Regions from separate parts of the Homo sapiens genome. Here region 1 is linked to region 2. A link is an interaction called in ENCODE POLR2A ChIA-PET data of the cell type or tissue named here. Cell type or tissue: MCF 10A. All regions are shown on one strand. Links, peaks and the distances in the headings refer to the core of each region. The heading gives the core; the rest is flanking DNA. Region 1 overlaps SH3PXD2B (SH3 and PX domains 2B). Region 2 overlaps SH3PXD2B (SH3 and PX domains 2B).

The links. ChIA-PET counts read pairs that join two places held together with the same protein. Peaks named below come from ENCODE experiments on the same cell type or tissue, not always from the same donor. Only the 100,000 strongest peaks of a DNase experiment are listed, where the experiment ranks them.
Region 1: POLR2A ChIA-PET joins it to region 2 with 29 read pairs; 5 of 35 experiments call an interaction of 5 or more read pairs at or near these places.

Annotation. Positions count from the first base shown.
Region 1 is chr5:172,357,891-172,366,219 of GRCh38, forward strand. It overlaps SH3PXD2B (SH3 and PX domains 2B), which reads right to left. Exons shown (of 13, transcript NM_001017995.3): 7 at 4,845-4,979; 8 at 883-987. Among named protein-coding and RNA genes, the nearest start is that of UBTD2, 78 kb to the left of the region's middle. RefSeq lists enhancers at 3,524-4,723, 3,710-3,939. In MCF 10A, for the core only: no CTCF peak of the experiment used is centred there; a DNase peak (open chromatin) is centred at 3,851.
Region 2 is chr5:172,417,057-172,425,385 of GRCh38, forward strand. SH3PXD2B (SH3 and PX domains 2B) reads right to left here. Exons shown (of 13, transcript NM_001017995.3): 2 at 5,360-5,440. Among named protein-coding and RNA genes, the nearest start is that of SH3PXD2B, 33 kb to the right of the region's middle. RefSeq lists enhancers at 946-1,922, 3,569-3,863 and a silencer at 3,684-3,733. In MCF 10A, for the core only: no CTCF peak of the experiment used is centred there; DNase peaks (open chromatin) are centred at 1,375, 2,225 and 3,695.

The sequences.
Region 1 (8,329 bases), core at 227-8,226, 59 kb before region 2:
GCTTTCTCTTAACAGTCAACTAAAAGCCAAACAAACTCAACTCTAGGTCAGGTATTGCTGATACAATAATAACTGTTACTGGTCATTTATTGTTCTAGGTTCTTTGCATGTGGATCTCATTTAATTTTTTCAAAAGTCCTATGATATAGATATCATTGTTTCCATTTTTAGATGAGAGGCTGAGGCTTAGAGAGGTTAAATTACTGGCCCAAGGCCACTCAACCAGGAAGTGGTACAGCTGAGATTAAAATTCAGGTGTGTCTGATTCCTAAGCCCCTGCTGATGAGTGAAGTGAACTCACTAACTGCCCTAGTTTTAGGAATGTTTCTAGCGGGGAAAGGGAGTTGGCTGGGACTTAGCATTTCTGGCATGGCAGGAGTCACCATTCAGGACATGCATAGGGAAGGTTCTCTGGGAAACAACGGAAGTGTGTCTGTGGGTGAGTGGAGGGGGACCCCTGGTCAGGACCACTTAAACCCACAGAGAAGGCAGAGGTTTTTAAACAGATGGGGTCAAATGTCTTGCAAATGAGCTGAAGCAGTTCCAGCACCTTGGCCGCCAGAATAATTCGAGGGAGGAATAGTGAACTGTTTTTGGCGATCAGGCTGGGGCCCTCCTGGGGTCCCATGAAAGGGTTAGGGCTCGAGCTCTGGCCAGGCTCACATAGGTTGCTACCAAAGGCCCCTAAGAGAGGGCGGGCTTGCCCCTCAGCTCTAATACCATGGCCTGGTTTCTGGTTCACAGGCCATGGAGCCTCAGCCAGTGAGCTGCTGAGACGCAGAGGCAGAGGCCAAAAGAAGAGATTGGATGAAAAGGCAACCCAGTATAGGCGATGACTGCACAGGTCCTCCCCAGTGAGCAGAGGCTCGAGCTCCTCCCTACCTTCTTCAGGCTGCAGAGAAAACTCATCCTGCACCCCATCCTGGCCTTCGAGGCACGTTGCAGGGACCCAGCCTTGCTCCTCGGCAGTGCTGACGAACCACCAACCTGGGGAAGCAAGAGTGCAGAATGATGTTAGTTGCATCAAGCATGAGGCCGGGGGTCAGAACATAATAATCTATTCAGCCACTGTACCAGTGAATGCACAGGGTAAGGCTAAAGTTACCATTTTATTGGTAGAACACAACTACCAATGTTACCTGCTAACTGCTAAAAGCAGGTCCAGAAACTTGCTCCTGAGCCTGGGACAGGGAAGAGTAAAGTCATCCTAAATGACAACAATAAAGAGGCAGGGCACGGTGGCTCATGCCTGTAATCCCAGCACTTTGGATGGATTGCTTGAGTTCAGGAGTTCAAGACCAGCTTGGACAACATGACAAAACCCTGTCTGTACGAAAAATTTAAAAATTAGCCAGGCATGGTGGTGCATGCTTGTAGTCCCAGCTACTCGGGAGGCTGAGTTGGGAGGATCACCTGAGCCCAGGAGGTCAAGGCTGCAGTGAGCTATGATTGTGCCACTGCACTCCAGCCCGGGCGACAGAGTGAGACCCCCATCTCAAAAAAAAAAAAAAAAAAAAGTATAAAGAACGTTCACCTTCACTAAGATGTGTGATGCACCCATCATTTCACTTGCATTAAATACAATCTTCACATTATCATCCCAACTGCACACATGAGGAAACTGAGGCTCAAAGAGGCAAACCGACTTGTCCAAGTTCACGTGGCTGCGGTAGAGCTGTGACGTGTGCACGGGGCTGTTTGACTGTAAAGGCCTAGATGCAGATTTAGCATCTGCTTCAGAGGCCTCTCACCCCGGCTCAGACATTCCCCAATGAGAAAGGCCTGCATGGGGCCTGTGGGAGGGAGAATAATGACCCCCTCCCCACAAAGATGTCTGTGTTCGAATCCCTCAAACCTGTAAATATATGAAGTTACGTGGCACTAGGGAATTAAGGTTGCTAATCTGCTGACCTTAAAATAGGGAGTTTATCCCAGATTCTCTGGGTGGGCCTAATGTAATCCCAGGGGTCCTTAATATGCAAGAAGGAGGCAGAAGTCATGGGGAGATGTGGCTGTTGAGGAAAGACACAGAGAGGTGCAACATTGCTGGCGCTGAAGAAGGAAGAAAGGGCCATGAGCCAAGGCGGCTTCCAGGATCTGGAAAAGGCAAGGAAACAGATCCTATTCGGAACCTAAAGAAAGCAATGGGGCCCTGTCGATCCCTTGATTTTAGGCCAGTGAGACCATGCTGAACTTCTGACCCACAGACTATTAGATAATAAATATGTGCTGTCGGCCGGGCGTGGTGGCTCATGCATGGTGGGTCTACGATTTTCTAAATATTTGTATTTGTAAATATTTGTATGAAGATAAGGAAACTGTCATAACACAATGATAGCAATGGCAACAGTGATGTGTCAGATACTGTCCCAAGTGCTGCACGTCCACTCCTAGCTTGCTAGATCCTCACCACAGCCTTATGAGGTGTGTATTATTATTGCTGCCATTTTACAGATGGGGAAGCCGAGGCTCAGCAACTCTCTCAAAGTCACAAAGATAGAAAGCAGCAGTGCCAGGATTCAAACCAAGGCGGTCTCTGAGCTCTTAACCATTTTCACTAATGCCTCACACACTGCTGGAGGGAGGATAAATCAAAACAGCCACTGTTTTGGAAGCAGACAAGTTGGTGGTATCTTAAAATTTAAAATATGTGTGTCCTGGCTAGGTACAGTGGCTCACGCCTGCAATCCCAGCAGTTTGGGAGGCTGAGGCGAGTGGATCACCTGAGGTCAGTAGTTCGAGACCAGCCTGACCAATATGGTGAAACCCTGTCTCTACTAAAAATACAAAACTTGACCAGGCATGGTGGCATGTGCCTGTAGTCCCAGCTGCTTGGGAGGCTGAGACAGGAGAATCACTTGAACCCGGGAGGTGGAGGCTGCAGTGAGCCAAGATCGTGCCACTGCATGCCAGCCGGGGCAACAGAGTGAGTCTCCGTCTCCAAAAAAACTAAATAAGTAAAAAAAGATATGTGTATCTTAGGGTCCAGCTGTTTCACTTGTTGGAATCTAACCTAAAGAAACACTGACGTGCACACAGACATGTTCACACTGGAGTACGAATATGAATATATGAACATGGCTCACTCGGGCACTGAATACTACGCAGATGTGAAAAAGTATCAGAGGAGCTAGATAGTAACTAAAAAAAGTTGCAGATCAAAATGTATACAATGACACCATTGGGTTTTTAAAAAACCCACAAAAATACATATATATACATACAAAATATGATGTGTTTGTATATGTACAAGTATATATGTATGAATGAGTACCTGTGTATGTGTGAGTGTATATGTTCACACGTACACACACGCACACATACACACATGTGTATATAACATTTTCAAGAAAGATTCATACCTAATGGATAGAAGGGCTATCTAGGGTTCAGAAAGGGGGTTAGGGTTGAAGCTGGTAGAAAAAATAGATTTTAGTTTCATCATTAATCTTCTAAGAATAATGTATCCACGTATTACTTGGATAAGTACAATATAATTAAAAATAAATGTCATCAGTGTGTTGGCTACTTGAAGATGTACCCACTCACCCTCTCCCTTCTTCTTGCTGCCCTCTGGACATACCAACACTCTTCCTGGCCCCCACACTTCTTCCCAGTCACCCAAGCTTCCTGACTTCCTGCAAGCTGGGGGCCCAGGGCAGTGGGTGCTCCTGTCTTTACGTCCCCATGGTTGTGTCCTAGCCACATCATACAATCTGCACACACTCATTCTCAGGAACTGGAAAGTCACATGGCCTTAGGGGCTGCTGGAGTTGGTTTCGAATTCTGGCTCTGCAGGCTGTTGTGAGATGTGGGGTGAGTGACTGAGTTATTTGGAGTCATGGTTGCATCAGCTGTGAAGCAGGGATGGCAACTCCTATGTTGAGTAACCAAGGAAGTTTGGCTGGCTGGCGCTGGTCTCGTGACTAATGCCACCACCATCCAGATGATGTTAGAAACATCATCTTTCTCCTCTTCTTTGGACCTCAACTCGCCATTGGGCTGTCACAGAGACTGACCCACTAATGATAGGATTAGCTAACGTCACATGTTAGCCACAACAAACCCAGTCGTTTCCACTGCATTTTCCCAGGGAGGATCTGCTTATTTCCTGCTCTTTGCCTTCAATGGGGTGCAATGGCTGCTTTGTAGCTAAGGAAGGCAAACGGGAAGGAAACCCACATTTTTTTGAGCATCTACTGTGTGCTAAGCACAAGTTTAAGCACTCTTTGTATCTTATCTCACTTAATCTTTACAATCACTCTTAAGAGCAGAAGTTTTTATTTTGTAGATAAGAAAACGAACAGTCAGAGAATGAAGGCACTGAACCACTGTGAAATGTGGAATTCTGATGGAAATCCAGGTTAAGTGTCTCAGTCATACCACATTCTGTCCCAGACCCAGCCAGTGTTCATGACCAGTGGTCCCTGTGATGGGCAGGTAGGCTAAGGAGACAGGGAATGCGCCTGTCCCATTAGAGCCCAGAGCAATGGAGCCTTCTCGGAGACTCCCATGGGTAAGCAAAGGCAAATCAACAGAGCACATTTCCAGTGAATGCTGGACTTTGTCTGCCAGTGCTTTAGAACCAGAAGGAATGTTTATAAAATGTCAACGTCAGAACAAATCGGTACCATCTGAGCCAAAAGGATAATGGTGAGTGGTGGCCAGGTGGGATATTCAAGCACAGTGATCAAACAGGGGCCTCTTTCTAGGAGACCCTCAGCAGGATCTATGGGAACTGGCCAGTCTGGACTGGCCATTTCAGTTTCTGAGTTTCCAAATGTTTCATGTCCCAGGGGCTTGGTGGCAGGGTAGTGGGAGAGGGAGATGGTCTAGGTCCCCACCTGACTCATTCTTCTCGATGATGTCCACCACCTGCCCCACGCTGAGGCTGATCTCCGAACTCTCCTGCTTCTGGTAGTTGGCTACCACCACATACTGCTCCAGGACCATGGGGTCCACTGAGGTTTGGTCACCCCCTGTGGATAGGAAACAGACATGACATCTGGCCACCACTCATGCATGAAAGAGCAGGAGTCAGAGCAGTAGGGCGGGTCAAGAGGACGTTCCAAATAAAAAAGCAGCAGTTACAGGACTCATCTCAAGGGTGACTTCATCCATTCATTGTTCTATTCATGTGCTTACTCAACCACCAAAATTGACCAAGTGCTATTTGCAGGCACTGGGGGTTCAGAGTTGATTAAGATATGGTACCTGCTCTGAAGATGTTGACAGCCTAGAGGGAAAGCTCATTCATTCATACTTAGCCATCCCTCCATCCATCTGTCCATCCATCCATCCATCCATCCTCCATTATCCATCCATCCAAACATTCATCTATCTGCCGTCCATTCAACCATCTATCCACTCATGATATATCAAATTAAACACCATCATCCATCAACCATCTCATCACCCATCCAAAATCACTCGCCTATTAATCTATGAAATCACCAGTGATGTTCCAGATACTCTAAAGAGTACAACGGTGAATAAAACAGCTGTGACTCCCAGCCTCAAGTAACTCAATCTAGTCACAGAGAGAGACATGTACATAAGTATATATAATTAATAAGATATAGAATTATGTAAGCGTTAGTTTATGAAAAATTGATGGAAACAACCAGGATGCTGGGACAGAGAATGAAGGGGAAAGACAATGCTACATTTAACGGGGTGGCTGGCAAGACCTCCCTAAGGAGGTGACATAACGCAGGGACCCGAGAGAGGAGGAGGGGTCATGAAGAGAATGGGGGAAGAGCAGCGTAGGCACACTCTGAGATGGGAAAGGACTTGGGGTCTTCGGGACTGGAAGGAGGCTAGGTGAGGAAGTGCATGGAAAGAGTGGTTCTGAGTGAGGTCCCCGAGGCAAGCATGGGTCAGATCAGGCAGGGCCTTTGGGGCTAAGTAAAGAAGTTGGGTTGCTTTTAACCTTGAAGTAGAAAGTCAATTAAGGGCTTTGAGAAAGGAATGACAAGAGTTACATCTTTAAAAAGATAATTCTGGCTGCCATGTGGAGAATGGATCAGAGGTTGGCAAGAAAGAAAGCAGGAGACTAGCTGGTAGACATGAAGATGTCAAGGAAGAGGCGAAGGTGGCCTGAACCAGGGCAGTGGCAGTAGGAGGGAACGAAGTAGAGAGGTGCTCCAGGGAGGCTGTGCCATGGGATTCAGGGTGGACAGCTTCCTGGGAGTCGTGTGGCCCTGGTTAAGCGCTAAGACATATCTGACAAATAAATGAAAAGATAATGCAGAATACAGGTGATTTAAATAGCAAGGACATCTGAGTTCAGAGACCCCAGAGAGAAGCGGGCAGCTGGGTGACTTTTAGAGCAGCAGGCTAAATGTGGGGGAAGGGCAGCCAGACATTTGCGGTCACAGGAGGGCCCTGGTATTCTAAAAGTCCTGATTCAAAATAGTCTTTCCTATTGTTCCTATAAATCATTAAAATATCCAGGAAACCCCACATTTTTGTGTCAAAATACACCCAATTGGCCAGGCGTGGTGGCTCATGTCTGTAATCCCAGCGCTTTGGGAAGCCAAGGAGGGTGGATCACCTGAGGTCAGGAGTTCAAGACCAGCCTGGCCAACATAGCGAAACCCCGTCTCTACTAAAAATACAAAAAGGAGCTGGGCATGCTGGCACGCGCCTGTAGTCCCAGCTACTCAGGAGGCTGAGCCATGAGAATCGCTTGAACCCGGGAGGCAGAGGTTGCAGTGACCTGAGATCGCACCACTGCACTCCAGCCTGGGTGACAGAACAAAACTCCGTCCTCCGCTCCCCGCCCAAAAAAACCAAAAAAACCAAACAAAACCAAAACCACCCAATTGTGGAGCAGTGTGGGACAGCCAGCGCACAGAGCTGACTTTGTGCATCTCTCCCCACTCTGTTGGGTGGTGTCTTGTTGGTAGCTCGAAATTGGCCATGGTGGGAGTATTTACACCACAGAAATTGGCAAATGCTACAAAGCAGGGCTTCTCCACTGGAGAGCTGGTAGTTAAGCATCCACGAGCACACCACTGCACTCCAGCCTCTGCAACCAGAAGCAGCACAGAAGCCCCTTGTTAGAACCATGAGGTCTGGATTTTTGATGTGAAAAAGCAGAATAGGGCATTGTAGCTGGGTGAAGGGTACTGCTTCTTGGCTCTGTGCCCATGCTCTGGCCACTCCCCCTCCCTGCCTGAGGGTAACAGGGAAATGGGAGGGCCTTTGGGCTGGGGACAACCCTGCTGCTTGCACTCTGCATAGAGAAAGCATGAGGAGAACAGAGGAAGAGAGAGCAGGAAAGAAACAGAAGATGCAGGCTGATGGTTCAGAAGATCGGGCAGGAAGCAGCCTCAATGAGGGTCTATCACAGCCTACAGACAGCACAGAAACCATCCCAACACAGCTGCCCTGCAAGCTGGGTACTGCCACCCCCATTTTGTGGGCAGGAACACAGAGGCTCAGAGATGTTAAGTGACTTTCTCTGGATCACACAGCTGGCTATGGACAAAGCTGGACTCTGTCCACTTGACTCCAGGCTCTTCTGGGTGTTGGGGCACGACAGTGAGAAAAGATAAGATGACGGAGGAAGAAGGGTGGTCTGAGGCCTGCGGGCTCTCCTTCCCCGAGGGCCTGGTCAGGCTCAGTCTGACATCTCTGGGTGTCTCAAGGCTTGTCTGCTATTTCCAGCCCTCTCCTCATCCTCCACTTCCCCCGAGGTCAGGTGGCAGGGCCGACTTTTTCTAGACTCAAGATGACAGTTCCCCCAAGCCAGCCCAGCCACGTGAGCAGTGGCCTGAGAGTGGGCTGCTTCACGTCCCCTTCCTGCTGGCCCCATTAACAATGAGCTTCTTGAGGGCAGTGGCCTTGACTGCCTCTGAACCACCTGGCACTTACTAGCTCTTTGAAGGTGCTGTCCAGTGAATGAATGAATGTAGGATGCTGGCTTTTGAAGATTCTTGACTACCTGTGTCCTGGTCACTAGACTCACTCTTCTCTGAATCCAATCCAGCATCTACCCCAGGATACAGCCTGCCCGAGGGCTCAAAACCCCAGGATTGCAGTTTCCCTTCTGTCTGGGCCCTCAGGTGAGCTGGACCAGGTAAGTGTGTTTCCCTGTGCCTCAGCTTGACAGAAAGAACTGGAAAGGAAAGAGAAAAAGCACCCACTTCACAGCCAGGTTGGTGCCTGCACCTGCTGCCCAGGTTAATGCTCAAAGAGACATGCCCACGTCTTCCAGGCAGGCAGTCGTTGGCTGGTGTGGGGTCAGGGAGTGGCTGTGAGGATTTCCTCACAGAGCCGCAGGTTTCACACAGATTTTCTGTGCAGTGCTCCATCACCTGGC
Region 2 (8,329 bases), core at 258-8,257:
CTCAGTGGCCTCTCTGCAGACTGTTTCCTCTGCCTGAATGTCCTGCCCCCGTTGGAGGGGGCATATTGTTTTCTATCACCTACAGGCCATTTCCATGATGTCCTCCAGGGAATCTGCCACTGCTCTGTTAGTCTCCATGCACTGGCAGGACACTGATTCTACTTTCAGTCCCCAGGTTGGTCCCGAATAGCCTGGTCATGTGACCCAAGATGAGCCAATGAGACTTTTGCTTTAACTGTTGGGGTGTTCTCTTTCCCTGAAGTCGCTGGGCTATCTGTGGGATGCAGCCTGGGGCTGTGGCTGCCACCAGCTGGACATCAACTGGCCTGGACACAAAGAAAGCTAAGAAGTGAAGAAAGCCAAGTCCTCATTGATGTGTGGTGCCTAGATCCAGCCACACCTGAAGCCAATTTCCTTAGACTTCTCAGTTACACTCAGCTAATCAATGCTCTGTTTGAATAATCCATCTTGACTGGGCTTCTGTCATTTGTACCTAAAAGAGTTCTGATGAAAACAAGATCTCATGGCCAGCAAGTGGCAGAATTTGGATCAAAGCCCAGCCCTGTCTAATCCCAAAGCCCAGGATCTTCACCACTCTATTAACTGGCATCATCTCCTCTAATCTTTACGCCAATTCCTAGCAGCACCCATGCCCATCAATAATCCTAATAGCTGACATTTGCTTGGTGCTCGACAGCCTAGAAACTGCTCTGGCACTCACCATCCCTTTTACACTGAGATATACTTCACATACCATAAAAGTCACCCTTTTAGAGTGTTCAATGTAGTGGCTTCCAGTATATCCATAAGGTTATGCCTCCATGACCACTAAATCATTCTAGAACATCTTCATCACCCCGAAAAGGTACCCAGTACCCATTAGCAGTATCTTCCCGTTTTCCCCTAGCCTCTGGCAGCCACGAACCTGCTTTCTGTCTATGAATCTGCCTCTTTTGGACACAGATAAGTTTTAACTCACGAGAACCTTGTGAAGCAGCCACTAGAGAGAGGAGCCCCAGAAAAGCAGAGCAGCTAAAAGTGTGGATACTGGGGTCGCCTGCCAGCTTCCAATCTGAGCTCTGAGGCTCACTAGCTGTGTGACTTCGGGCGAACCACTTAACCTCTCTGAGCCTGGGTTTCTTCATTTGCGTAATTGGATAAGCTTGTCTGAAGGACTGAATGAGTCACTACATCTAGATGTTTAGCAGGATGGGGGCCCACATTCAGTGTTCCAGAAATGCCAGCTGTTTCTATTGTTTTCACCCCATGTCACCAATGAGGGCTCTCAGGCACAGAGGGGTTAAGGGGTGTGCCCAAGGCCACACAGCTGGAGGGTGGCTGGGCCCCAGGTCTCCTGACTGAGTCCTCTGCTTTTTCCATTACGCCACACTGGCCTTGCTGCTCCTCCACCAAGGCTCGGCTCTCCCCACGCTGTTTGGGCCAAGTTACTTCTGAAAATACCAGGGCTGCTTGCCAGACAAGAGGGAGGGGAGGGTGGAATCATGAAATCATCTAACTCCAGGGTGTTGCAGGCCCGCAAGGGCTGGTGCGATCCTGCCCTAACCTCTTCCAGCTTTCCCTGCTGGGGTGTGTGTGGGGGAGGAGGCGGCCGGTTCCACGATGCTTCCAGGATAAGCAGGACCCTCTGGAATTCCATGACTTTCCCACTCCAGCCGTCCATCTGGGACTCTGAGCCTGGATGAAGTCCTGCCTTAGACAACTTTGTTACAGGAGGGAAGCCTGTCACGGCAACCCCCCAGTTATTACCGATTATGCTGAGCATGGAGGAAAACCTTAAGTTCTGGTAGAAATAAGAAAGTTGAGTCGGAACAGGAGAGTGGAAGGAACACTGGCCTTGGGACAGGAAGACCCGTGATCAAACCCTGGCTCAAGCATTCCCAAAGGGTATCAGCTTGGGCAAGTCACACCTGTGCAGAGGGACGGCTGACAGCTAACGCGCTTACTGAGCCAGGTGCGTCCGCTTAACCAGCACAATAAATGCACGAGGAAGGCACTTTCATTCCTACTATGCAGATGAGGAGGCTGAGGCTCAGAAACATACAGCGGTGACCCCAAGCTGAGCCCTGAACAGGCAAAGCTGAGATTTGCACCCAGGTCTGTCTGACTGAAAGCCAAGGTCTTAAGCCTTAGGCTGCGCTGGAACAGGGAACTCAGAGAACCCAGTCCACCTTGCACAGGGCCTGGACGCGTGCCTCGACATGTCAGCAATGAACAACATTTGCATAAGCACTTCCAGGGCCCCCTTCCCACTCCGCTTCTCATTAAATCTCTTCCAGATGACTCTACGTCCCCACCTCCTCGGCAACAGCTGACAGGCTCAGCAGTGAACTATGATCCAGGGCCCTTAGGACAATCAGATTCTCCCTTCTGGAGACTGGAATCAGCATCCAGAAACTCTAGTGCTTTGACAACAGGGAAGGACACTGCAGCTCCAGGTGGAAGGTGCTCACTGGGGGTTGCTCTTGGGGGATGTGGGCCAGTGGGCAACTGCAGGAAGTGGTCCAGAACAGGCTCCATGGGAGATCCTGAGGCTACAAGGACAGATGGCCCGGGAGCTGCCAGCTGGTTCCTGGCCCCTGCGAGGCTGGCTGCATTTTCTGCTCTGGGTTTCAGGGAACAATATATCCAACCCCACCCCTCTCTTCGTGCCCAAGCTAGCTGAGTGGGCTTTGCTCGGTGGATGTAAATAATTCCTGGGATAACAATCAGGTGTTATTGTTCTGTACCTCCTCTTCTGCTCCTTGGAGGTGTCAGGCAGGCAAGAGGCCTCTGAAAGCAAAATACAGGTAGCCCTCCCTATCTAGACCCTCACTGCACAAAAAGTCAGTCTAGCAACTTGCAAACATGTTTACCTAACACTCACTCTTTGAAGACCTGCTATAGTGAATCAGCATAAATCACCACAGATCTGGGTAAAGAATGTGGAGGGTCCTCCATTTGTATCTCATTCATTCTCAGCCAGGACTGTGCCTCCTGCCCATGGCATCGAAAGATGCTGGGCATCCCCACTGTGATCCTCCCTTCCTCTTCCCCAGGGTTTAGATCTTTCTTCCCCTGCCCCAGTGTTCGCTCCTGTCAAGTTCACTTTAGATGGTATCTTAGCATCTTTAACTTATAGCTGCTTTGTTTATTTACATTCTGTTTGCTGCAGAGCAGAAGCAAAAATATAATTTGTTTATGATACTGTTTGATATTATTGCATACTGAACACAAAACATCACTAATGAATTCATTACATTTTAAATAATTAGGTAACTGGTGTCTCACTTGCTTTATATTATGCAATGACTCTTGGCAGTTTGTTATGTAGGCGTTTCGGGAAACCAGTTAGGAACACATTATTTCCCCTCCCCCTACAAAATAATGAAACACAAGCTCTGAAAATTCTCTATTCAGCACTGTCAGGAGCAGATTAGGTCAGAATAATGAAGGATGCCAACCTTCTGAGAGAAACTGTGTGGCAAAAAGACAGGATGATGTACAAAGGACAGAGGCAGTCTTCTGACGGCCAGGAAATGTTGACTTCACCTCTGTTCGCGGCAGTTTGTGAAACTACCTCCTTCAGGTGTCAGTCTCCACCCTTATTGACTTCTTGGGTGGAGCAGGGACCCCGGCAAGCCCATTGGCTGCGACATTTCTCACTCATATTGATTGGCGTCGAGTTGAGCCTATGACACACAATAATGTGTTTGCTGGGATTTCTGACAAGTGACTTTTACCCTTTCCTGCTGGGTGTGAGCCCAGAGCTGTTGTATCATTGTGCAATCATGTGGGATCCGAGGATAAAGCCAGCACCATGGAAGGAGGGATTGGAATGAGAGGAAGAAGCCAGATCAGGTGACACCAAAAAAACCCTGGATTAAGATGTGCCTGAAGCCTGGGAGATATATTCTCCTAGGACGTTCAGTTACATCCGCGAAAAAACCTCCTGTTTACTTCAGCCAGCTTCAGTTGGGTTTCTGTCACTCGCAACAGAAGCATTCTGACTGAAAAGAAGACTGTCACGTCAGGATGGAGACTTGTGTTGGCCTGAGAGGTGACATAGCCCCTTACCAGGAGGCTGGGAGAAGACACATGTTCAGAAAGCCGGGCAAGTTCCCAATGTCTCCCGAGGGTTTTCCAAATAACTCTGTTACATCCTATGAGGAGGAACCATGACTACCTCCCACACTTGCTGTTACACGCCATTAGTGACATCAAGAAGAAACTACTAACCCACTGGTTAGACTTGTTTTACCCTAATGGGGATGTGCTTATACCGAGCTGTTCACATTCTGCCTGGCTCCCTATAAGACTGGTAGTATACATGGTGTTCGTTCATTCATTCATTCATTCACCAAACACTGACTGGACATATACTGTGTGTTAGGCCTTGAATAAACTATTAAGGACAGACAGGAAGAGAAAGATGTGGTTCTGGCCCACAATAGTCACAGTCTAGGCAGGGAGACAGACAAGCAGACAGCTTCAATACAGAGAGACACACAGAGCTGTAGGGGCACAGAATGGGTGGCCCTCGCTGGCCAGGGAACAAAGGCAAGGTTTCCTAGGGGATGAGAGTCCTGAAGGGCAGAAGGGGTTACTGGAGCCATGAGTGAGCCGGGAAGGCACAGGAGTGTGTGGGGAGGGCAAAGGCCTGTGGAGAGAGGCCAAGGTGAGGCAGGAGATGCAGGTCTGTCTTCAGAGCTGAATGGCCCCAAAAGTCTAGACACACTCAACAAACCCAGCTCACCAGCAAACACGATTATTGTTTAAAACTTAAGTTCAAACACTGCATGCCAAAGCCATTTGGAAATGATTTCCAGATTACCCTCCATTCTGGAGCAGTTAACAGGCACCCTTTCTCTTATGGAGGAAATATGAAATATCAAAGCATAAAGCAACAAAGCACATTATTTGTGTCTCAAAAGTAATGGATGTCATTTTTTTTTTTTGAGATGGAGTTTTGCTCTTGTTGCCCAGGCTGGAGTGCAATGGCACGATCTCGGCTCACTGCAACCTCTGCCTCCCGGGTTCAAGCAATTCTCCTGCCTCAGCCTTCCGAGTAGCTGGGATTACAGGCACCCGTCACCGCACCTGGCTAATGTTTGTATTTTTCGTAGAGACGGGGTTTCACCATGTTGGCCGGGCTGGTCTCAAACTTCTAACCTCGAGTGATCCACCCACCTCCGCCTCCCAAAGTGCTGGGATTACAGGTGTGAGCCACCACGCCCAGCCATGGATGTCATTTTTAAGTCTGGGAAATTAAAAAAATTCTGGACTCTAAAGCTGTAGTGGAATGTAAGTCCAATTAAACTCTTTCCGATCCTGCAGCTCACCAGAGACCTCAAATCCTTACCTGGAGGTCAAAAAACTTGCTGTAGCGCCGGTAAATGGCCTCGGTGGAGCCGCTGGACCACGTGACCCGGATGATGTAGACCTGCGGGAGCAACAGAGGAGATGGGTGTTAACACCAGAAGGTGGTCTCCCAATCTCTGGGACCCAGGGGGAGCACAAGACTCAGAGTCAGAAAGACGTGGGTTTCAGCCTTAGCTCTGCCAATGACTGGCTGGACAAGTTGCTTGCTGTAAGACTCATCTCCCTCCTCAATAAAATGAGTGTAATAACCCCCAACAGAGTTGTGCAAAGGATGAATGACATCAAGTATGGGGATGCAGTGGCACCACATCAGCTCAGGAGAAGCTGCTGTTTTCGGCATTGCCAGGATTCCTCACTACCCGCTCAGTTCAGTGAGAGACAGGCTGGCTATCTTGCCAGTCATTCCTAAAACCTTGACTTTCATCAGGAGAAGTCACGGAGACGTGCAGCTCTTGGCCATCTTATATCTTCCACAGGCCAGCCCATCATGCTGTCTCCACCGACGAGGACCTAGGCCAAGTTATTTTTTCCCCGAGTCCCAGTTTCTCCTGTGAATGGGGCTAACAGCACCTGCTTCCTCTGCCTCCTCTGCCTCCTCTGCCTCCCAGGATAGATGTGAGGTGCTGATGAAATTAAGGATGAAGGACCATTTTATAAACCAGTGGGCTGTGCTTCCAACCTGTGTCACACGTCACGGCACGCACAGAAAACAATACATTGATAACAAGCCCGGGCAAACTGAGGTGACTATTAGAGGTCAGAGGTGCCTGGCTGGGGCCTTTGGTGGCCCCGGACACACCAGGTAGACACCTAAGGGCTAAGGGATCAGCATACCTGTGACCCATTCCTGGACTGCATAAACTATCTGTTGCTATAGGGTAGTTGTGACAATTAAAATATATGCACAAGTGAAAGCTGTTTGGAAACAAAGAAATGTCATAGAAACACAAGGCGCTCAGTGCTGTTAGAAGCCCTGGGGTTTCACAGGCAGTGTCCCTGTCCTCCATGAGGTGACGGTTAGAAGGAGAGACAATGCATACATAAGTGAAGATGACTGACTCCTGGAATCCTCCTTCCCTACCTTCAGCTCACCCACTTGGATACGGGGTTGGGGGGGGGGGCGCACATTCTCTGTTCATGGTGATTGGTTGAAGGGAGAACATGTGACTTGAGCTGGGCCAATCACAGCCAGTAGGAGTCTGTCCTGGGACTTTTTTGGTTTGGTTTCTTTTTGGAGAGGGAGTCTAGCTCTGTCACCCAGGCTGGAGTGCAGTGACACAATCTCGGCTCACTGCCTCCCGGGTTCAAGAGATTCTCGTGCTTTAGCCTCCCGAGTAGCTAGGATTACAGGCGAGCGCTACCGTGCCCGGCTAATTTTTGTATTTTTAGTAGAGACGGGGTTTTGTCATGTTGCTCAGGCTGGTCTCGAACTCTTGACCTCAAGTGATCCACCTATGTCGGCCTCCCAAAGTGTTGGGATTACATGCTTGAGCCACCGCGCCCGGCCCGCCCTGGGACTTTTGCTCCAACTCTGGAGAAAGCCAAGCTCTTCTCCTGAGGTTGACAGGCTGTCAAGATGTGGAGCTGCTGGGGGCTACCCATCCTCACTGGGGGTGGGGGGGAGCCTGCCTGAGAAAGGAGCCACCATCCCGATGACACAGTCTAAGCTTACATCCAGCTCTGCCTGAAGCTAAATTTATTCCTGGACTGTCCAGTTTCCTGGGCCAATAATTATGTCTTGGGCCACATCCACTGTCTTGAATAACTTTTGTGGCCAGTTCAAGTTGGGTTTCTGACCCACGTAATCCAGTCCAGGTTGATACCGGAAGTGGGCAGGAGAGAGATCTCTGAAGCCTGGAGCCACCACAGTGTAACTGATGGTCATGTAGGATTTAGACAGCAGGAGAGGAAGGCAGTGGCTGTGGGTAGAGGGGAATGAGGGTAGAACAAAGACCAGCTCAGGGTGAAGCCACACTGTGCCTGGCAGCGGTTTCCACAGTGGTTTTAGCCAGAGTCTCTTTTCAAATGAGTTCTTAGGAGAACATTCACATTCCAAACAGAAAAAGATAGAACAACTTCAGGGGCTGGGGCCAGACACCAGTGTGAATATCATGGACTTATAGGAGAAGGTTCTTCAGGTGAGAAGAGACGAAAAATGTTAGGATAAATCAGGACAAGGTTGGAGGTGACCTTGAATGCCACGCTAAGGAGTTCACCTGGCATGGCCTCATCAAACCCAACACAGATTATATTTCAAAACATGGCAGAAATGGGGGAGCTTGGGCTCTAGAGTCAAGAAGCTCTGGACTCACACAATTTCCTAACTCCTGGAGCCTCAGCTTTCTTATCTGGTAAAATGGGGTCATCAAGCATACAGAGTTGTGATTAGCACAAGAGGAAAAGCTCTGAGCACCTTGCCAGGAAGACAGAAAAAGTTCATGAAACCTCAGCACCTTGCTCTCAGACCACCCAATGCCTACCCCATCCCTGCTCACAAAAACAGGCTCCTTTGACACCAAGGATTTGGGCATCCAGCCCACCCTTCTTCCTTGTTTGCGCTCCCCGTTCCTAGGTAACTCATGGAGCCAGGGAAGGGGCCACGGCATCCTTTAGGAGGTAAGAGTCAGTCATCATCTCAGAAAGGCGACTTTGTGATGTGAAAAAACGCTCAACAGTCCTGATGTTTTACTTAACAAGAAGACTTCAAATCTGTTTCTTAGCTTTCCACCCTGCTTCACCGAGACTCCAGCATGGAGATTTTGAATGGTTTCCATTCATTCACTCATTCAGTCTTCAACATCTATTAAGCACCGACTGCATGCCAGGCCCTCTGCTAGGGGTTGAGATACTATGGGGAGCAAGGCAGACCCAGACCCTGCCCTTGTTAAGTGGAGATGGGCAATAAACCAGCAAACCTGCCGACATGCTGGGCAGGACCCCGAAGTCTGCA